Regions from separate parts of the Homo sapiens genome. Here region 1 is linked to region 2. Evidence: read pairs that join two places in POLR2A ChIA-PET (ENCODE). Cell type or tissue: OCI-LY7. All regions are shown on one strand. Each heading gives the region's core, and the rest is flanking DNA. Links, peaks and the distances in the headings are about the cores only.

What was found. Peaks named below come from ENCODE experiments on the same cell type or tissue, not always from the same donor. Only the 100,000 strongest peaks of a DNase experiment are listed, where the experiment ranks them.
Region 1: POLR2A ChIA-PET joins it to region 2 with 9 read pairs; 1 of 35 experiments calls an interaction of 5 or more read pairs at or near these places.

The regions. Positions count from the first base shown.
Region 1 is chr11:7,345,906-7,358,471 of GRCh38, forward strand. All of the region lies in intron 3 of SYT9 (synaptotagmin 9), which reads left to right. Among named protein-coding and RNA genes, the nearest start is that of SYT9, 100 kb to the left of the region's middle. In OCI-LY7, for the core only: a CTCF peak has its summit at 7,286 (motif pointing right); a DNase peak (open chromatin) is centred at 7,306.
Region 2 is chr11:7,635,017-7,644,611 of GRCh38, forward strand. PPFIBP2 (PPFIB scaffold protein 2) reads left to right here. Exons shown (of 24, transcript NM_003621.5): 14 at 536-577; 15 at 4,716-4,854; 16 at 6,463-6,604; 17 at 7,282-7,410. Among named protein-coding and RNA genes, the nearest start is that of CYB5R2, 34 kb to the right of the region's middle. RefSeq lists an enhancer at 4,388-4,517. In OCI-LY7, for the core only: no CTCF peak of the experiment used is centred there; a DNase peak (open chromatin) is centred at 4,425; H3K27ac peaks cover 954 bases.

The sequences.
Region 1 (12,566 bases), core at 2,312-10,311, 290 kb before region 2:
AGAGAGCCAAAGAGGTAAAAGGAAAACTGGTTGATTGTATCATGGAAGTCACTAGAAGAATGTTTCAAGGAACCAAGAGTGGTCAGAGTCACTCTGACTGAGAGAGTGACAAAGCTACATTGAAGTTGATGAAGAAAGGACTGAAAAGAACCCACTGGATTATGTGACGGCAAAGTCATTGGTGGCTTTAGTAAGGGAACTTTCCATAGAGCAGTAAGGACCAAAGCCAGAACAGAGTAGACTGGAAAGCAAATGACAGGAACAGGAGGCAGCATGTTTAAATAGCTCCGTGGCACATTTGGCTGCAAAAGGGAAGAGGAGGACTGAAATTGGGAAGGAATTTTTCAAAATGGGAGAAAACAGATTATTTAAATACTGACAGCTAAGAGCCAGTAGTGGGGAAGCCTGGAGATGCAAGAAAGAGAGGATGAGCAGCAGAGGGGGTTCCTGTGGCTGAGACCCCATCGGATGGCACGAATGGATGGGACCCAGAACAGAGTTGGCGGATTTGCTTTTGATAAAACTCTTCTTCCCATGTTGCAGTGGGAGGGAGAGGCCAATGCAAGTGCAAATACATTTATGAATCCAAAGGTAAGAAGTCAAGTGTAGCCCTTCTGATGTCTCTGTCTTCTCTGGGAGGGAAGAAACAGGGCTGTGTACTGAGCATATGGAAGAGCCTCTGCCTTCAGGGAGCTTGTGGTCTTTTGGCGTGTACTGCTCTGATGATTTCTTTTATAGTAACTACAAAATCAGTCTCACTTCAACTTGCGTCCCTTTTAAATTTTAAAATGTTTTACTTTTCAAAAATAATTTGCTGGATTTTCCTTGATTATGTAATCTGTCTGCTCAATACAGAAAACTTGAATGAAAACAGAAGAGTAGATAATTCTGATACAAAGTCACCTATAGTCCCTCTGCCCTAAAGTAACCACTGTTAAAGTTTGATATATCTTTCCTGTATAATCTCTGTCCATGGTTCTTCACTTGCAATTTTTATATGGTTGTGACACTATTTTGCCTGCTTCTTTGCTGTAATTTGTTTAAGTAAGGAAACTAAACACAAAGTTTTGTCTCAAAGGACCATTTCTGCAGGTGGGTGGGGCCCCTGTTCCTGAACAGGGCTTCATTCCCTTTGTCCATGTTTGCTGAGATCAGGGCTTCCCTGCTAGCCAGGCATCCCTGAACAAGCCAAAATGCAGAGCACAGCCTTCAAAGGAAGCTTGTCTGTCTTCTCTCTTTGGAGGCTGAGGGGTCACAGTCAGCGTACCCAGAAGAGAAGCTGGGACTTATCAATTAACCAATACTGCTTTCAAACCGTTTTCATCAAAATATTTTTTTTTTTTGAGATGAAGTCTCACGCTTGTCCCCCAGGCTGGAGTGCGATGGCACGATCTCAGCTCACTGCAACCTCTGCCTCCCAGGTTCAAGCGACTCTCTTGCCTCAGCCTCCCAAGTAGCTGGGATTATGGGCAACTGCCACTGTACCCGGCTAATTTTTTTTGTATTTTTAGTGGAGACGGGGTTCTACCATGTTGGCCAGGCTGGTCTCGAACTCCTGACCTCAGGCGATCCACCCACCTCAGCCTCCCAAAGTGCTGGGATTAGAGATGTGAGCCACTGCGCCCAGCCGAACTATTTCCATCAAAGCATGGGGAAGTTTCATATGCAGCTTCAGGGATCTTGGGGCTGGCAGCTGTCAAATAAGCATGCTGTGGGAACTGGGGAGTCAGGAAGATTGTGGATATGTGCTTCTACTTGTGCCTAGAGGAAAAGGTTTCCTCTTGTTTCACAACAGCCTTGGCCAGCAGCTTTTTGAGGGAGTGGGAAGCAGGACAAGGAATTTTGGTGTCTGCCAGATTGAGACAGGGATCAAGAACTGAGTGAGGACAGAGCGTGAAAGAGTGGTCTCAGGCCTCCTGAAGCATTTGTTCTTTCAACAGACAGGCTCCGTGCTAGCACTAGAATGCCCATGGAAACTGAAGGAGGAAACCACAGGCTGGCAGAAGGCTAAGTCTGTGGCATCAGAGCAGGAAGCAATTCCGTGAAACAGCGACTCTGCTCTAGCTACATTTATTTCCCTCTGTTCCTGGAGGAGTGAGGGGAAGGGGGAGACATCCTTTTCTAACAAGGGACTTTCCTGAATACTTGGATTTTATATTAATTCATGCTTTCAGAATTTAAAGGAACTCTTTCTGCACAGAGGGAGTCCCCCATCAGGTCATGCAATGTTTAACAATTATGGTTTGGCCACATTCTCCTAGAAAAACTACAGGACCTCCCCCTTCAAAGACATATACAACTCCAGGAAGCCACCTGAAAATCTTGTGTTGGTCCCTGTACCAACTCTACCCCCCTCCTCAGTCTCTATTAATCTGTTCCCAAAAAGAAATGTCACCAGATGGCCCTGCAAATGTCACCTGGCCATCAGCATGGCTTCACTCAAAACAGGGAGGCATTAGAGAATCTAATCCATCGTTCATTTCCATCATTTCGGGTCAGTTTGCATCCTTTACTGGGCATATAGTGCTTTCTTAACACACTGGGTTGGACAGTAAGATCTGTAATCCTGCTGATATTAAAGAATATTGCTTCACGTTTAATGGAGGAAGGTCCCAGTGACTCACAGATACTGAACATTCTGTAAGAACTCCTCTCTTGTTAGCATTTAATACCAGATTTTACTGCCCTCAGCTTCATGAACTGAGCACTCCCTCAGCATTCTCAATGCCTCAGGCTATCTTTAGCATTTAATCCCTTCCAGGTATCAGAGCCATCAGACCTCCTTTTTTTTTTTTTTTTTTTTTTTTTTTTTGTATTTTCAAAGTGCGGATGGGTGGATTTTAGGAATTGAGCTGATCCCTTTTTAAAATGGGTTTTTCTTTTACTGTCTCTTAGATTTCATATCCAGTCATGGGCATCAGACCCGTATCCTGTCTCTGCTCTGTGTATTTCTCCATTCTAGCAGTTACAGAAATAGCTGAGGGAGGTGTGACTGGTTCTGGAGAAAGAAAAGAAAGCTGAACTCCTCACGCTGAGGAGGTTGCAGGGCCACAGCTAGGCGGGCTGGGGGTGGGAAGATGGCTGTACTGCTGGGCTGTCAGGCAGAGGGGCCACACATCCAGATGTGCTTTTGAGCTCCCCGCAGCTTTTAGGGAGTGGCTTCCAAATGAGTCATAAAACTCAGAGGTAGGTTTGGAATAGGAGATTTCAAGTGGGCTCCTGCTCACTGTCAGAGCCACTTACTCTCTTTACTGGGGATTAAAGAACTCCACGAGCATTGCCGGGGACTGGGGGGAGGGGAAATTGTTTAATGGATACAGAGTGTCTAGTTGGGGTGATGCCAGCATTCTGGAATAGACAGTAGAGATGGTTGCACAACACTGTGAATGTACTTAATAGCCACTGAACTGTATACTTACACATGGTTAAAATGATAAATTTTATGATGTACATTTTACCACAATAAAAAATATACAAACACACACACACACACACACACACACCATGAAAACTCTCTACCAGAGTGCAAATAAGACTTGGAGACAACAGAGAAAGGCGCAGGCCCAAATGCACAGAGTTGCCCCTGCCTCCAGCCAGTTGAGGTGGGCTGCGGGCAGGGGTCATGTTCCTACAGGGGCCACCTACTCATCTTAGCAGAGACTCCATACAGCAAGGGCTGGGTTTCCCTCAGCTTCCCAGAGCCCAGGCCTATCACCCTACCAACGTCTGTCCCAACAAATCCATGCACATTGCCTATATGCCAGACCCCAGTTCTAGTGTGTTTTCCACTTAATTTTCACAGAAGTGAAATAGCTATTATGCCCATATGACAGAATAGGAAAATGAGGTATAGAAGGGTTCATTACTCGCCTAAGGCCACACAAGTGATAAAGGTGAGATAGCATTTAAATGTAAGTCTATTTGAAGCCTGTGTTCCAAAACTCAGTTTTCCCGATTATACTACACTTCAAAATATCCATCTTGGTAAAAAAATAGGTCCTGAACAATGCTTCCATCAACTCTAGAATAAAAATGAGTTTGTATCATGATTTGAATCCAGTACACTTCAGAGACACTGGCATTCTGCTGCTTTCATCACACTCCACCCTGTGAGTCACTCATGCCAGGGGGGGACCCACCGAGGATGCCTCATGGGTCAATATAGTTTTTGCTGAATAGATGATACATCAGAGGCTGAATAAGGATCAGGCTGGCCGGACAGATTTCCAGAGAACTAATCAATAAAGGGTACTAAAACATTGAGGTGGAGGAACCTATTAATCTGTATAACTTTCTAGAAGAACATTACATATGGTTGGAAATAATACCTGAAGAAGTGATGACATTCCCAAATAGCTCAAGTTGCAGTAGATGCTCACTAATATGTCTTCTGAAGGTGTAGGTCCAGGCAAATGCAGGCTTCAGGCTTGAGCTATTTGGGTGGTAAAGGAAAGACTAGCACTGTCTCCAACAACCCTCTTTGTCTACCCATCAGAGCAGCCAACTTCTCATAAACACTGAACAGATATTTAAATAACATCAGTTTGAAGAATGGCCAAAGTCACCTCCTACCTGAGCTGCCTACGTGCATTGATCTGTCCTGCAGGCCACAAGTTTTTATCCCCTCTTTCCTATGTCTCAGCCTACTTCTGCCTCATAGATACACACCTCAAAATGCAGCCCTGGGGCCTGGGCTCACTTTCCTTCATCTTCCATATCTCAAGGCTTATGTTAGAGCTCATTCTCTTTTCTTTCAGGTCCAATCTCTTCTCCTCTCAATGCCCACTGCCACAGCTCCTTCTTTGGTGACTGGCATTGCTATTGCCACCACCACCAACTTTCAACCTGAGAGCATGATTTTTCCAGAAGACGTGATGTAGAAAGAGAGAGAAAATAAATGCTACTTGCATTTTGACACTATCTAAAAGCAAACAGATAAATGTTTAGCTTTAAAAACATTTCTAAATGTGTAAAACAATTATTTATAGTGGATTCTTGACCCTGATCCCATTGCTCACTCTCAACCTATGTGTGAGGGATGGTCACTTATGGAGTGAGATTAGGCGTGAAGTAAGTATCAGGGTAACAAAACCAGTGATTTTTTAAATGATGTCATGATTTTGTCTTAAAAAAAGTCAAGATCAAAGCGGCCAGCTAATAAAGTCCTGGTCCTACATAAATAACTAGGGTTTTAAAAAATTATCTTTAATGATTTTTTTAACCTCCTTGAAAAAGATGAAGTGGTATATATTGCCTGTTTCTTAATGGTTAAGTATCATGAACTTTGGTGGGGAAAGAAACTGAAAGCCCAGTAATTCCCTCGGTCTTTATATAAGAAGAGTATTATCTGAATGTCGTTTGGGGCAGTGGTTATATTTTTAAGCATCTGTCATTCATGCTAATTGACCAGGGATGTGGCTAGCCAGGGTCAAGCTCCCACAGTCAGTGCAAGAGGGCCCTGAGGCTTTGGGCAGCCTGTCCGATGGCAGCCACCTAATGTAGGATGCAGTGGCAGTGCTGGCCCACTTTTGAGAGCAGCCGCTGAGTTACGGACTCCTTGTGTGGGAGCTGTATGTCGGACTGGAGCTCCAGACTGCTCATTCCCTGCCCAGAGCCTTACCCTGTCATCATTGATTTTATGGGGAAAGAAAGCATCTCCTTTTGTAAACACCACACCAGCATCTTCAATAAGATGATGCAATGGGATTAATGATGCACTTTCCAGCATCCTCATCGATTCTGAAGATGGAAGTAGAAACTTGAGATGAGACTAAGCCATGTTTTGTCAACATTTTGCTTCTCTAGCAAGCAAAATATCCTCAAATTGTGAGTTTACTTGAAAGATATGCTGGTATTTGAATCCCCAGGGCTGGGAAGATTCTATTTTACAGACATCACCAGGAGTGTGACACTCAGGCCTGAGAGTAAGGAGAAAGGAAGGAAAAATTAATGAGTAACCAACCACTCTATTTCAGAGTCTGTTGTATGGGTGAGCTGGTGGTGATTGGCTTGCAAATGTGTTTTCCAGGAAAAAAAACTCTACAGGAGTGGTGGGAACAGGATGGGAGTGGGAGGGCACAGAGGGACCAACAGACCTTCCTTTTCTTTGCAGGTCTAGGTCTGAGGATGGCCCAGATGGTGAGCAATTGTGTGGCTATTTAGTCAAATCCCAACTAGCTCAGCAGATAACTGAACATCCCTGAGGGGCTTGGGAAATATATGTGTTTGTGAAGTGCTGTGAGAATTTACCCAGTGTAGCTCAATCTGCCTCAGACTGACTTCTGACATAAATGAATTTTAAGAAAGTAGGCGTTTTCCTTCTTGAAGAAGCATAAACTCATATTAGGTTAGAATCTCAGGAGTTTGTATTCAGTTGATGTCTAGGCACATCAGAGATGGAGAGGAGATAAATGTCTCTCCAGCAAAGCCGCTGGGTTTGCACACCTGTCCCCAATATCTACACTGGGCTTGACAGAGGGTTTATGTAGACTAGTCAGAAAGTTGTGCAGCAGATATTCAATACTGAAATCAACGAATGCACTTTATTACTCACTTGCCTACTATCCCTGGATGACAATAAGACCTAGATCTACAGTTTAAAGTTCAGAAATATATGATGCTTCTCGATGGTTATGATCTGAATAACAGAAGTGAAGCGTTAAGGTAAATATTGATGTTATTTAAGAATACTCAGTGAACTAACAGGTCTCTGATGACTGTGTAATTTATGCCTAGCCCCGTGAAGAATAGTACAAAATAATATGACATGTGCTCCCCTGCACTTGTTATGGAAGATGAGACACACCTATGAAAAGCTGAAGTAGCAACACAGAGCAGGATGCATACAAACATGTGAAATACACAGAGATTACTGTGAGCTAGGAAGACGAGAAAGGCATCAAAGAGTAAGCCATTTGGTACTGGTCCCTGAAGGTCTTGACTGCGTGCAGTGATCTTAAAAGTGGGGTGTGAGATGACATACACTAGGGTGCAAGAATAAAATAGTAGGACTTCTATTTATATTTTCTCATCTTTGTTATTTCTCTTTTGTATGTTTATTACACACATAATGTTAGAATTCTATACACGTATAAAACTTGTAAGTAAGTAAATATACATATATGGGGTATGTGCCCCCCAATTTTTTGATGTGCATGTGCCAGTTACAAAGTTATTTTCTTTCAGCTTCAAATTCACCCTTCATTTTCTGCTCTGGAAAAGTCAAGTTGGGACCTTTAAATATATTTCCTTTTACCACCCAGAACAATGTTAAGCTCTGTCAGCAGAGGGCACAGGAGAGGCATTGCAAGAGGAACGGGGTTTTTTTCTTCCTAGCTCTGGTGTCCTCCCCTGAGGCTTCTGCAGGGAGGCACACTTCCTCCAGCCCCCAGGAACCACTTTCCTGCAATATGGGCAGCAGCTTCAGTGCAAGGCTCCACAACACCCATGGCCTCTCCGGCACTCAGCCCCTGCAGCATATAGCAATCAGCAGCACCCAGTGGGCAGCAGCTTCCCCAGGAACCCCCTTGGCGAGACACCTTCCCATGAACAGCTTTTCCTAGCACCTAGATGGCAGATTTCCGGTAAGTTCTACTGGTGCAGTACCACATTGACTTCTCTGCCATTCAGTGAGTGATGGCTGTGCCCTCTCCAACAAGGTCTGTGTTTCAGCCTTGAGGGCAGGGAGGATCTCTTCCTTGAGTGCTCTGCTCCTCATATCTGCTAATCCTATAGTTTTTAGAGTTCATTGTACTTCTTGCTAGCCAATCCTTCATTAGTTCGATCCTCTGTTATAGTATTTATTTATATTAAGCTTTCCCTGTTTGAATTACTGGATGGTTTCTCTCCTGAATGGGTCCGGACTGATTCACTGCACTTCTATTCATAAAAAATTTTGAGCATGCACTGACTGCCAGTATATGTATATTTTCTTGTTTATCAATTATATTCATGTATTATTTGACTAGTTTTCATGAACACATTAAAAACATACACAAAATTTTACTAAGATAAAGATGAAATATTGTATATTTGAAATATTGTCTTTGAACTATCTTGATTGTAATGGCTTTATACTACAATTAGCAAATATCTGAAGTAACAATATGAACCAAATATGGTGAATCATTAATAGTAATGATTGAAATTTAAATTACATTTCAAATAATGATTTGATTGGAATTAAAAGAGGGTACCTGTGTCCATCTTTATGTTCACTTTGAGTAGACTTTATTTTATTTTTAAAATAACAAACTTCAGAGCACCACATTGCACACCTCTGGGGCATATGAATCCTCTTTGGACACAACTGATCTAAGCTACCCCCTTGTCTCCTTTCTGGTCCATCACCTATACTCCAGCCATAGTGATCCACATAAAAATCACATCACTCACTTGCTTAGAGCACTTCATTGGCTCACCATCAGTCTTATGATAAAGTATGAAACTTATCTATAGACAATTCTGAGTGGGCTTAGGCCATGGTGAATGTGATGGTCCAAATCCTGGCAGAACCAACATCTGTTTTTTTCTCTAGTCTTGTCACCTACCCTCGCTTGCCTCACAAACAGGCCTGAGGTAGGGAACATACACTGAGGGATGCTGCACCAGGGCTTTTCCTGTTGAAACCCAGGCCCTGAGGCTTGGACTTCCTTCCTTTAATCTGACATGTGACCCCTCCTCAGTTCTGAAAAGCTCCTAAGTAGATTGAGTAATTCCAGGTTCTACTTTCCCATGCTGTCTGCTGATTGTGTGCTTCTCTGTTCTTTCTACAGCATAATGCACTGCTACTTCATTGCAAGAAGCTTCTTATGTACTGGGCCCAACTTGATGCTTTACAGTTTGTTCTTAGGCTGGAAGTGTCAGCTTTTGGAGTGCAGGGGCAGTTGAAATATATCTGTCATCTAACTTGGCACTATCACCTTCCCAAGCACAGTGATATTGCCTTTCACACAGTGATGGCATTGCCTCTCAGGAATACTCTCCCAGGCTACCCCTCCACAGATGCTATGGTACCATTTCTCCCTATGCCTCAGTTTCTCCTAAAGATATTAACACCTGAATTTACCTATGAAGTTGTTAAAAAAAATGAATTATGGCTTGGACTAGTACCTGTAATAGAGAAGGGATTTTCGATACACATTAATTATTATTTCTTCAAGGTCGACAACCAAGATAAAAGTACGTTTCCATAGGTTTTCTCCCTGCAACTCTTCTCACACACTTCTACACCTGACTCCACCAGAAATCTGAAAAAGGCAGAATGCTCTTTCCTGCTATCGGACTCCTAGATGGGAGTTTCCCAGCAGGCACAAGTGCCAGCTGCAGGACACAGGTGTGCCACTAATGACCTACAGGTATGCTGAGATACAAATTTCCCCTCAGCTTTGTGGGAGGCCAGGTGGGCTCTCTTTACCCCCTAGCCTTACCTTCTCACCTGGTGGGGTTACCCCAGTGTGCACCAGATGTGGCTTCCTGTGTTTACCACAACACAAAATATTAGGGAAATGCTGTTGGAATTACCTTAACACTCTTCTCCTAGTATCTCTTCTGTTGATCTTTCTGGCCTCAACTCAAATCTCACCTTCTCCTTAAATCCTTTCCTGCCTTCCTCAGCTAGAAGGAACAAAAGCATGTATGTGATGCAGGTTACCCCACCTTCTTCCATAAGCTTCTACTGCAGTTATTGTCTGATCCATTGAGTAGACAGTTAAACAAATACTCAGCTACTGTCCTTGAGACATCACTTATATGCTATTGCGAAGTGAAAGAGAAGGATTGGCAGTGGGATTGATGGAACTCACCTTAGAGATCATCTGGTCAAATGATATATAGACAGAAAGGAAGTCTTATCAAGGTTAAGTGGAACTTGTTCAATGTCACCTGGAGCTGGAATTGGAGGTCCACGATTCTAATAACTGATCCACAGTTGTACTGCTTGCATTTCTCATGCTGTGTCTTTGCTCCCAAATATACCAGGAGCTCATTGGTGGCCCAGTCCCTTCCTGATTGTCTTGTGTCTACCACAGTGAGCCTGGCCCAGGGCCTTGCACAAAGTTGGAGCTCATGAGATGTTTCCTATATGAATCTAATTGGTCACACTCAAGCATTTTCCTTTGCTTTCATTTGGGAATCAATCCTAAATCATTCCAAAGGGATGATAGTTTCTTTTCTGCTCATGATCTGTTTCAGGTCTAGGATGATACAACTGATAATGTATTTGAGCCTGTCCAGGAGCTGAGATTGGTCACTGTAGTTACAGTCAAAAAACGGTGATGATCCCATCAAAGGATGGAAGAAGCAGTTCCAAGAAGCTAATTGGAAAGACTGATGAGTCTACCATTTGTGCTTTCAAACTTGAGTCGTTTTACTAGTTCTCAAAATTTAATTTCAATACCTTCTTTGAAATGCGGACATTCAGCATCCACATTGTCCCTTGGGTGAAATGACTACTCCTGTATTTCAGTGTTCTAAATTATGAGCAATTAACATCAAGGCTGTAGCCTTAGCAACCTGTGCCTGGCTTGGGGGCTTTGCCCCTTCTGCTGGTTCTGTTTTCTTCCTCCCAACCTTCCTTTGACTCCCTGCAGTGCGAGCCCTCCAGGGAGGGAAGAAGGAGGAGAAGACACCCTGCTGCACATTACTTTTCTGTACTCCACTGATGCTCCTTTCCTTTTGTGATTTAATAACTTAAACATCTGACTTGAGAACATTGGAGATAGTAACAAAAGCCACTTTTTGAACCTTATGAGTCCTTTGGAGACAACTGTCACATTTTACAGTAGATGCAATTAAAAGTAATTTTGATCATCAGTAATAGAAGCTTCACTTACAGGTTCTATTATTTGGAATATAGTTATTTTTTATTTCACTTTTTTCTAGTCATATTGTAACATTAAACATGCAAATTTATGCATTCTACAATTCTACACTAAACTGTTACTGTGTGCCAGGCACTGCACTGCTATGTTCCAGGTTCCCTACCTTCATGGTGTTTCAGCTAGGAGAATGGTGGACCGTAAGCAAATGATTACACAGATTGTTATTTAATTAAAATAGTGAGAAGTAATGCAAGAAAAAATACAAGATACTCAAGGAACCTGAACCAAAGGGGTAAAATCTGGTATGAAGAGTCAGGGAAAGTTTTCCCAAAGAACTAGCATTTATGGTGAGGCTAAGGTGTGAATAGAAAGTACCAGAAGAAGAGGATCAAAGAGAAGTTGTTCAAAGAGAATTTCGTGATGAAAAATCAAGCCATGTTAAGTATTTGAGATTTTTTTCCCCTAAACCACCATGGAAACCTACCGAAGGATTTTTAGGAGGAAAGTGATATGATCCTATTTGCATCTAAAAAATAACCCTTTACCTATTATGTAAAAAAGACAGTGTCTTGGGAAATTGTCAAGGACTATGTTAATATCATCTTACCTTGATAGAATAGCAAAAGAGAGCCAATATCTGGTGTTTGGAAAAATATAATACAAATAAAGCATAAGACAAAAATAATATTAATTTTACACTGGTCTTCAAAACCAGTGTGGGTATTACTAAATGTCTCCTCAAAGATGGTAATGCAGATGAACCGATAGTAATTGGGCCCCAGCTTCTCTGAGAGAATCCTAAAGATAGCAAAGCAGTGTGAAGTAAGCTTCCATATATGCATTTGTTTTTCTCTGGGCATTCTTTTTTGTTCCATCAGTTTATATTCCATCAATTGCATCAATATAATACTAATTATATTAGTAATTGTTGAACCTGCTACCATGAATCACCTCTCACTCAACTCCCAGCACAAATTTCCTACTCAACTTTCCTCTCCTCCCTCTTACATGGATTGATTATTCTTAGCCCTTCATTATTCCCTTAGAATTTTAGAATCAGGTTATCCAGCTCTATGAAAACCAATGTAACCATTTTTATTTTAAAAACTGCATTGCATTTATATATTAATTCGACTAGAATTTACATCTTTATAATATTGACTTTATCTATAGACATAATTTATTTCTCCATTGATTTAAGTGCTCATTAAGTCATTCAAAAATATTTATTGAGCCATAATATGTGCCAGAAATTATTCTAGAAACTGTTAAGCAGCGGAGAATAAAAGCAGAAAAAACACTGGCTTTTAGGACTTTATACTCTAAAAAAGTATAAAAGTGGGAGAAACAAATAATTACAAAAAATATACATGTTAAGAGGTGATGAGTACTGCGAAGACGAAAATGGTATAGAAAGGGTTAAAGAACGACGAATACTGTTTTATAGAGGGGTCATAATAATGGTCTTCTTAAAATCATAAGTTTTTTTAGATTTATTTATCAGTACAATATAGTTTTAGATGCTAGCATAGACATTGTCTTCTTTTAAAGTTATGGTTTTTTTGGCTGGTGAATAAAAATGCTATTGGTTTTTGAAAATTGATTTTATATCCAGGAAATTTTTATATTTGGTTATTAAATTAGTTTGCAGATTCTCATAACGATTGTCATTTTCAACGTAACACAATTTTTCTTCCTTTTTAATCTTCCAGCTGATTATTATTTTTCTTAAGTAGGGCACTGTTA
Region 2 (9,595 bases), core at 212-8,211:
GAGAGTGAGCTGTTGTAAGAGTCTGGAAAGATGGAGGAGGGTCTTGTGGCTCCTTATATAGGAGTAGCCCTTGATCATGTGGGTGGACCTCATGCTGCAGGGGACAGTAGCAGGCTCTTGAGCTTGGTCATTAGAGACCAAGGGAGCCTGCCCTGATAGAGACCCTTCAGTGAGCCTGTGCTGCATACCATCCCTTGGTCTCCAATAATGTTCATCAGCCTCCTTGTTGATACAGTGGAGAACCATAAAGGCTGAAGTCTGCAGGAGCCCTGGGATCATTCAGTGGCTCTGCTCCCATGGTCACGTGTCTCTCGGTTGCCATGGTCATGTTGCTGGCAGCTGCCCAGGACATCTGTCCATGGAGTTGGACAGGGATCTTTCCTGCCCTGGATGGTGATTACTTGACATGAAGATGTGGAGGGAGGGGATGCGCCTTTCAGATTTAAGCAAACAGGTAGTCCTGAGTTGTTGCTGTTTGTGAATAACACAAGTCTCTTTTTCTCCACATAAACGAAATCCTCATGTTACTCCATAGTGTATGGATGGGAACCAGCCCTTCCCGGTGTTAGAACCCAAGGTACATTGACTTCGTGCCCCGTCGTCTATTTGTGGTTACACTGTTTGCTAGTATTTTAATTTAGCAAGTCATAGTTTTCATAACCTTAAAATGTGCCAACTGTAAGGAGTAAGAGGGCAAGAGGAAAGACGCAACTTTTCTCTCCCATTTTATTTTTATGTGCACTCAGCTATTTAATATGCTTTTGCTATCATTATCTGTGGGACAGGATTTATTATTATCACCTCCATTTTATAGGCTCAGAGAAATTAATCTTTAACAAAGTAATCTAGATTTAATCACTGGGAAGGGGATTGCTACGATCTCAGCACACTGAAGAACGTGACAGCTCTCATCCTTTCTGTGCTGATATGTCATGGTTAAAAAAACACAAGTGTACACTCAGTCCCGCTTTGATGAACAAGTTATGTTATAAAAATTCCATTAGGACTGATCTTCTCCAGGGAAGCCTGTTGTGGAAGAGGATTAAGTTTTTAGGCCAGTGCACAAAATGTTGAGCCCATAAAGAAATGAAGATTCATATAATTAGCATGATTTCAGCCACACCCAACCACCATTTATAACATTATATGGAAAATGTATTGTGAGGCTGATGGCATTTCCCTTCTCTGTCCCCTGCCTCCATGTCCATATGAAACATGGAGCTTCTCATTGCTTGCTGACTTCTGCCTGAGAGGGTCATTTTATATTTTCACGGTAAAATGGGGCATCTCTGCTCCTCCACATCTGCGTAAGAGAAAGATCTTTTCTGCACGTCTGCATCTATATAAGGGGCTTCTCTACTCTTCCATATTTGTAGCAGTTGGTTCTTCAAGTGGGCAGCCATTCCTTGGGCCATCTGAACTGTATAGCAAAAGTCTTCTGCCTGCTCCCCTGCCCAGGTGCTCTGCAACACAGTCCCTTGAGCCTGGGGTTGGTGTGGTCCCTTTGTGAACTGAAAGGCTTCCTATGGCGTCAGCTGTTAAATCGCTCAGCAGTCCCCCCTCCCACCTCAGCGTCACAGAGGTCATTCGCAGGTGTTTCTAAAGCACACCTGTAAGTGACCACCTGCTCCTTTGGAAACACACCCAGCTCACAGGCTCAAGGTTTAAGACGCCAATTTGATTACCAAGAAATATAAGTAACGTAGAACTATTTATAAAGAAAAAAATGCTCCAGATTAAAAGATTAATTCTTACATGGTTTTGGCCATAATCACAATCTTATACAACCTCAGTTATTCAACATGACCACCCTCCCCTCTCACCCACATACACCACCGTCCTCCCCAGAATAGCTACACAGGTGCAGAACCGCTCCACAGTCATCTTTCTGCAGCATCCCTAACTGTAGTGTCTGGCCCTTGCTTAAACTGGCTCTTGCTTTCTGTGACTGAGAGCTCATTTCATTGGAAGACATCCTTTGTATTCTTTTGCAGCTGTGTGAGCTTCTCTAAAATGTGCATCTGCTGATCCTCTCCCTCCACATCTAGCCCATGGAAAAAGTCAATCTCCCCTACTCCTGACAGCTCTGGAATTTAAGTCCCTCATGCCCTCTCTGAGTGCTCTGTTCTCTGGGCTGAACATCACCTTCTCATGTGCATGGATCACAAGCCTTTTAAGCTGCTACTTAGTCTTCTTAGGCTCAGCGCTAGTTTCTCAATGTATTCTTCAAGTTCTGCCCTGGACCAGACTTGGAGTGTGATATTCTAGATGTAGTCTGACCAGTGCCTGCCGTGGTCTAAGGACTCCTCTTCTAGATTGCTATTTCTTTAGGCCCTGGGTATGTGATATTTCCTGTGCTTCTCCTTATCCACTGTCCGCTGTGTGCTAGGCCCTGTGGATATGTTATTTCCTGGCAAACCTGAGGTAGGAATTGTTATTCTCCATTTAGAAATGACCAGAGGTCCTGAGAGGTGGAAGAGAAACAGCTCTGTCTGAGTTGGTCTGACTCAAAGCCTAGGCCCTTTCCACTCTGGCATGCTGCTTCTCTGTTGTAATTTAAAGCAGCTGGATAATCAGTTCTACACTACTCCCTTGGCTGGGGCTTCTGTTCCCCTACAGCCAGGAGGATTGTTCTTTTTGGAGACAGGAGAAACAGAACTGGAGTTGAGCATCCTTGTTTCCTCTGCGTCACGTCTTGACATTGCACTGCCTTCCACATCAGTGAGTCATTTCTTCCCAGCCCTTATTCTTGGCCTGAGCAGAGCTCAGAGAGCCCTTTCCATTGTCCTTGATTCCTTTTTGCTGTCTTTCTTACAGGTCGGGGCTGCCTTTTAAACCCCATCCTTGGGTTAGGTATGTGTTCTCCTTGCATCTCAGCTCCTCAGGGAGCTCCCCGGGTGGCCCACTTGCTTCCTTGGCTGTCTCTGCCCTGCCTTGAGGGAGCATGCGTGATGATGCAACCAGAAACACGTTTTTGAGAGCTCTTCCCCCCTCCATATGTCGTATATAATAGGGAGCTTGGAGTCATGCCCTTCAGGTCTCTAACATCTTTGAACACTACCTTCTCACAGTCAGTGGTTCCTGGGTCTGACTGCATTAGTATAATCTGAGATAATCTGAGATCCTTGTTAAAAATATAGACATCTGGGGTGTGCTTCCAGAGGGACTGAATCAGGGACTGGGCACTGGGAATTCATGTTGTTTTACAAGTGCTCCAGGTAATTATGAAGAGCAGCCGGCACATGAACTACCACTTGGAAACTGTGGGTCTTGACCGTATGTCTGATCATGTCTAATCTTCACCTCATGGGTCATCACAAACTTGAAAATCTCATAGCCTTCCTCTCTGAAGGTTCTAGTTACTTCTACTCCACCAGCCAGTTCTTTCAGAATTCAGTTTCCTCTCACTGTATCTCTCCTTTCTGAACTATTTATGGGGAGTTAATAGTCAATGTTCAATGAATGAACTGAATCTCAAACAATTTCTAGGACATATGTTTATAAGCAAATTGAATTGGAAATATATTGGATATTTGGCCTTTAGCTAAATGGAACTTCATAAGATGTCTCAGTCACAGCAGCCTTCCATTACTGTTGTGACTTGCCAGTTTGAAATCTGTTTTGTTTTTTATATTACTTTCTTCAGGATCTAATCAGGTGATCCACAGTTGATTCCTTTAGTGACATTGCTTCAATTTCTCTTTTCTTTTATTCTCACTTTCACAGCACATTCCACTGTGTTTCTCTCAGGTTTGCAGATTAAGAGAGGCCATTGTATGCCTCTTTACCAAATAAGTGCTATCTTCTTCCTCATTTAATCAACTTGTTTCTTTGGGACCTTTCCATGGCCAGGGTCCAAGCATGGAGCTGGCTGCACTGAGGCTCTACCTCGTGCAGACTATGATCCTAAGTTCCCAAAGGAGCTTTGTTGGCATGTAGTCCTCTGGCCCATTTCTTGTTGTCAGCTCCCCCAAGGGTGTGTGTGTATCTTCATGCTTGCCTTAACATGATGTTTTTTAAGAAGCCATGATCACAATATAGGGATTTTTTCTTCTTTTGCTCCACATTTAAACTATAATTTCCCTTCTGTACCATAGCCGCTCTCAGGCAAGATCCATATCATTTATGCAGTTGGTCAGGCCCTCACAGAGATCTGCCCTTTTCTGGTCTGAGTAAGGGTTCCAATTAGCAGAAGCACCTCTCTCCTCACCACAGGAAAGCAAATCTGGGGGAAACAGAGGAGCCCAGACCAGACTGAGCTCAGTTTCCTCTCTTGCAGGATTGTTATTTTACATATATATGTATGTATGTATGATAAAACACTAGGCAGCTTTTATTAGAATGCCAATTTTCATATCCAAAGAGCTTACAGAGTAATTCACGGCTGTTAATTCATTGAGTCTCTGAGCACTAGGCCAGACAGCAAAGGCCGCTTTGCAAGACAGCTTCACTTCCTGTTAGAGTCAGTTTCAGTCAGCCCCAGATTTGCACTTGACTCTGTCCCTGTCTTACTGTGTGGCCTTGGGAAAGTTTCTTCCTTCCTTGGAACTCTGGTCCCCTTTCTCGGACTAGCTAAATAATCTTTGAGGGGTGTTCAAGTCACCATATGTGAAAAATGGCTCTTGCAAAACAGGGAGTTGTTCTGTATCCAAGGATTTCCTAACTGAGGCTGACAGTTAAGTCGGTATCTCTCTCTTTCTCTCACCTTCCAATAGGACAGCCCTTTCTTGGCGGAGCACAAATATCCCACTTTACCTGGGAAGCTTTCAGGAGCCACGCCCAATGGAGAGGCTGCCAAATCTCCTCCCACCATCTGCCAGCCTGACGCCACGGGGAGCAGCCTGCTGAGGCTGAGTGAGTGTCCAGCCCTGGTGCTGGTGGCCTCTGAGCAGTGTCCTTGGCACTTTCAATGATTGTATAAGATCCCTGCACCTACCACCACAATCCACAATTGGAGAATGGTGGGGTGGGTGGCTGGAACAAGTTGTACCTTGGGGTGGTCCCACCTCCCCAGAGGCTCCCCCTGGGCGAGCTGTTTTCTAAGGTCAGCACTCTACAGTCTCAGCAAACCAGGGTGTGTGTATCCCCTACTTCTTTTCGGCTGCAGCTTTTCACCCTTATTTCCTCTCTTCTTCTCTTCCTCCTCTCGAACTCTTTCCTGTCCTTCCTAGCATTGTTTTCCCTCCTCTCAGACACCCCCTTCTACCCTTCCTGCCCCTGGTGCTTCCTTCCTCTGTCATTCTGATCTTCTCTCTCCTGTCTCCACCTTCTTCTCTGCAGCTTCCCTATTCCCCGTAGGAGGGTATCATGCACTCCAAGTGGGAGCATTTCCTTAGGCAAATGAAGTCAGTGGCCAATGGGCAAGGGTGTCGGTCTGCAGGTATCCTTTCGGTGCGTAAGACCTGAAACCACAGAGGCTTTTGCTGCTTTTCATTCAAAATAAGCCATCTTTCCCCACCAGCAGCAAAAGATTCAATGGCCCCGGAAGGGAACATTCTGGTCCTGGCAGGGTTCTTCCTGAGGCTCCTCAGCCTCAGCTCTTCCCTGAGCTGGCCCATGCATTGGCCTAGTGAAGGCCAGCTCTGCCGTTGGCTGCAGGAACTTCAGATAAACCCTTGAATGAGTGTGTTCTAGTGACACTCAAACTGGACTCACTATGGCTTCAGATTGTTCTAGTCTGAGCTGAGTGAGCCCAGGCACCTGCACAAGAGCTGCCTGTGGCCTGGAGTATTCAGCCCCTGCTGCTGTCCCTTCCTTTCCCTGGGTGTGGACACCTCAGCCTGTCACAAAGGGGCCCCAGGAACACTTGGTCCCCTCACATGAAACCTCTTCTCAGTGTCAGTCACCACTCACCCCCTCCTTCTCCATGGGATTATTTTTCTTTCTGTTTGAGTTTTTCTCTCTTGCTCGATGACACTCTTTTGTTTATTTCTTTGCTTCCCCGTAACTCTGTTGGGCTGGACTTTGGCCTCTCTTGTTTCTTCATGTGGCTTCTCTGCTTCTTGGTTCACTGGAGATCGTGGCCGGAGTGTCAGTGCCCCCGTATTAGGTACTGTACCCATTCCAGGTGAGGTGGAGAGTGAGAATGCCTTTGTTTCCCTACCCTAACCCTCCCCTTCACCAGCACTCAGCCAGGGACCCACTACTGCCTGCGTTCCTGCATCTCCCTCTGAGGAAAAAGAAGCTGCTTGTTGGAATAATCCACAAGTACTTTGGACCCCAAATCCTTAAAATTAAAGACATTAGCTCACCTAGATTTGAAATATTGAGCACACTAATTTCTCAGCAAGGAAGCCTGGAGTCCCCACTAGTCTCTGGGATCTTGGTATGGAGTTCTGCCCTGAAGGCAGAACTGGGCAGATTCTCTGGACTCCCACTGAAGGGGAGGGCCCAGGCTTGGGGAAGAAGGGTTCCAGGGGTCACATCCTTACATTCACATTCATTGCCTTCTTCCAATCTCAGGAGACACAGAAAGTGGCTGGGACGACACTGCTGTGGTCAATGACCTCTCATCCACATCATCGGGCACTGAATCAGGTCCTCAGTCTCCTCTGACACCAGATGGTAAACGGAATCCCAAAGGCATTAAGAAGTTCTGGGGAAAGTAAGTTGGTGCCGTTGATCCTAATTATATTGCTTAGAATTTTTCTTTTTGATTGGGCAAAGAGTCTATGTAAGCCCCTGGTCCAATAGACACTGAAACAGCAGTCAAAACAGAGTGTTCATGTTCAAAGAGAAGAATCTGAGATATTTTCCAGGGCCAAGAGAAGGAGAAGTATGAAAGACACCCATTGAATATATCCAGTTGCCTTTCATGTCATGCATCCTAAGCACCCACCCATTCCACACACCCTGAACATAATCTCTGCAGCTTATATTACATTGGATCTGGCACAGACACAGATGAGACTGTATTCTCCCTTCTTAGGAGTCAGTCTGTTTTAAGAAATCTTTGAAAAACCTTTGAAAGCCAAGTACTTGCTGGCCCAACTGATCCACTTTGTGACATGAGGCAGAAACTGGGGCCTCCTACAAGGCATCAAACTTTGCTTTGACTTCTATGGCAAGTGACCAAATCCCAGAGGCAGGATCCGAATTGAGGCTTGAGTCTGGCCAAGGAGCTGCGACAGGTTGTGATCCTTGATCTCTGGGAAGGTACGGAGAAGCAGTGCTGCCGAGAGTCCCTGTGCTGGCCTGCATGGCCTTGCAAAAGAGGAAGCACAGTGACTGTAGGCTTTCTGACTATTCCATGACCGTCTCCATGGATTCTTCTCCATGCAGAATCCGAAGAACTCAGTCAGGAAATTTCTACACTGACACGCTGGGGATGGCAGAGTTTCGACGAGGTGGGCTCCGGGCAACCGCAGGGCCAAGACTCTCTAGGACCAGGGACTCCAAGGGACAGAAAAGGTAAGGCTTGACCCACTTTCCTTTGATCTCCCTGCTCTGAAAAAGAAGTATCTCCCTTCAAACCTGCATGGGTGAATCTTTACTCCTGTGTTTTGCGGAAACCCCTTTCCATATTCTCTTCCCCAGTCAAGCAGTCCCTACAGTACGTCATTTCCAGCACAATATCTCCTAAGTTCTGAGTTACTCAGCCAAGATCAGTACTCCTGGAGGTCTTCCACAGGATTGGAATGTGACATTTTATATCTAACCAAAAGGCAAAAAGTAAGCTGTAACTCTCTTCAGTTTAGTCACCTCAAGATTGCCATATACCAATGCAGAGTACAGGTAATTACTGGTTATGATATGTATCATTCAGATGTCCGTTCTCAGAAATAATATAGTCTAGATTCCAATTAAGGAAGAAAAGCATTTCCCTAAATGCATCATATTGTTTGCAGACCTGCATCCCCTGCGGAAGGGAGTCTTAGCTTATTTTGCACATGGATATGATACTGCACTTCCCTGGCTTGCCAAACAGGTTTCTAGTCTTACCAGGTCCTCCTCGTGCATGAGACCTGGGACCTTTCCAGATCCATTTATTCTTCGATGAGTATCCCCAGACTCCAGGAAGCTTGAAAAGAAGCATGAGAATGTGTAGACCATTAGCTTTTAGAGGCTAGAGAATCTAAGGACATAGTCTAAGTAAGTCAGAGACCAATTCAGAGCCCTTAGAAAGTGAGCCAGGGAAAGCTTTACCTGTATATTCAATAATTAGATATTCTAATTTACTTGGCAATTTTCTCAATGTAGACATTACTGTTGTTTCTGATTTATCTGAGCTGAAAAAAAATCAAGCTATAGTAAGCTTGAATGATTGATCTTTGTTTTAATTCTGGCTAGTTCTTGAAGGATTGACTCTAGAAGGGGAATCATTGGGTCAGGGTATAAAAACTTTCCTAAGACCCCTCAGCATTGTCCCTAGAGTAGGAGAGCATGGTTAGGGAGCTATCTGTATTCTGACAGTCACTTTAGGGTATGGGGTGACCAGGGTCAGTAGCTTTCTTTGCCAAAGGAAAAAACTGCAGTTCCAGCCACAGGCTGCTTTGTTCAAATGTCTTTGTGCTTTATGAACCGTAACAGTGGATGAGAAAGGGAAGACGTATGAAGAAGTCCTGATGAGATTGTTATGTTTATCGTAATGGTGCAAAATGAATTTGCTCGTGGAAAAGAAAGGCCTTGTGACTCTTAACTAGAAATTGATATATGTTAATGTCCTCTGGTGATATTTATAATTTCTAGATATTAATATTTAGGTGTAGCTTTAAAACTGTTGTTGCTAGTATTCTTTAGGAAAAGTACTTTGATACTGAAAGCCTCCAGCCCCAACCTTTTTTTGTTCAATAAAACAATTGATTTTTTTTTAAATATGATATTTGATAACATTGTGTAGGCACTCTCTCTCAGATTATGGATGAACACATTTTATTTTCTTTCTTCTCCCAGGTAAAGTTTTACAGAGTTACATTCCAGTCAGCACTGCTGGACAGAGTGCGCCTATTACACCCACATCCTTGTCAGCATTGAGTAGTTAAATTTTTCTTTTTCAAAGTTTTCTACTTTTATGAACCTCCAAATTTCCTTTTTATTGGTAATTTAGTTTTCATGTTTGTCCTTTTAATTCTTTTGTGAATTATCTGCATTTTTGTTCATTATTATTATTGTATTTCTTATAGATTTCTAACTGTTCTCTATTAAGATATTAAGTCATGTCTAGTAATTGTGACAAAGTATTTTTAGGTTTGTAGCAGAATTTTACTTTTGCTTCTGATACTTTGATACATGGAATTTTTATGTTTATATAGAATTAGGTTCATCCACTTTGTGAATTCTTTCATCATTTTGTTTTAAATTTTTTTCTGTGATTTTTAAAAACTTTGAATAATCCATTTAGGAATTATTATAGTTTGTGAGTTTATTATGAGTTACTATTTTTGAGAAAAAGGCAGTAAAGTATAATGTTTAAGGCAAACAGGCTCTAGAGCCACATGGCTGGATCCCACCTTTGCGGAGTGTTTTTTTCCTGAGTTGATCTACTGACTGTATTGCCCTTCAGGACTCCAGCTTTAGGAGAGGTCCCCAATCCTACTGCTCCCCTACCCTGGGCCCCATTTTGTTTCCTTTTCCTACACGCATGGTGAGTCAGATT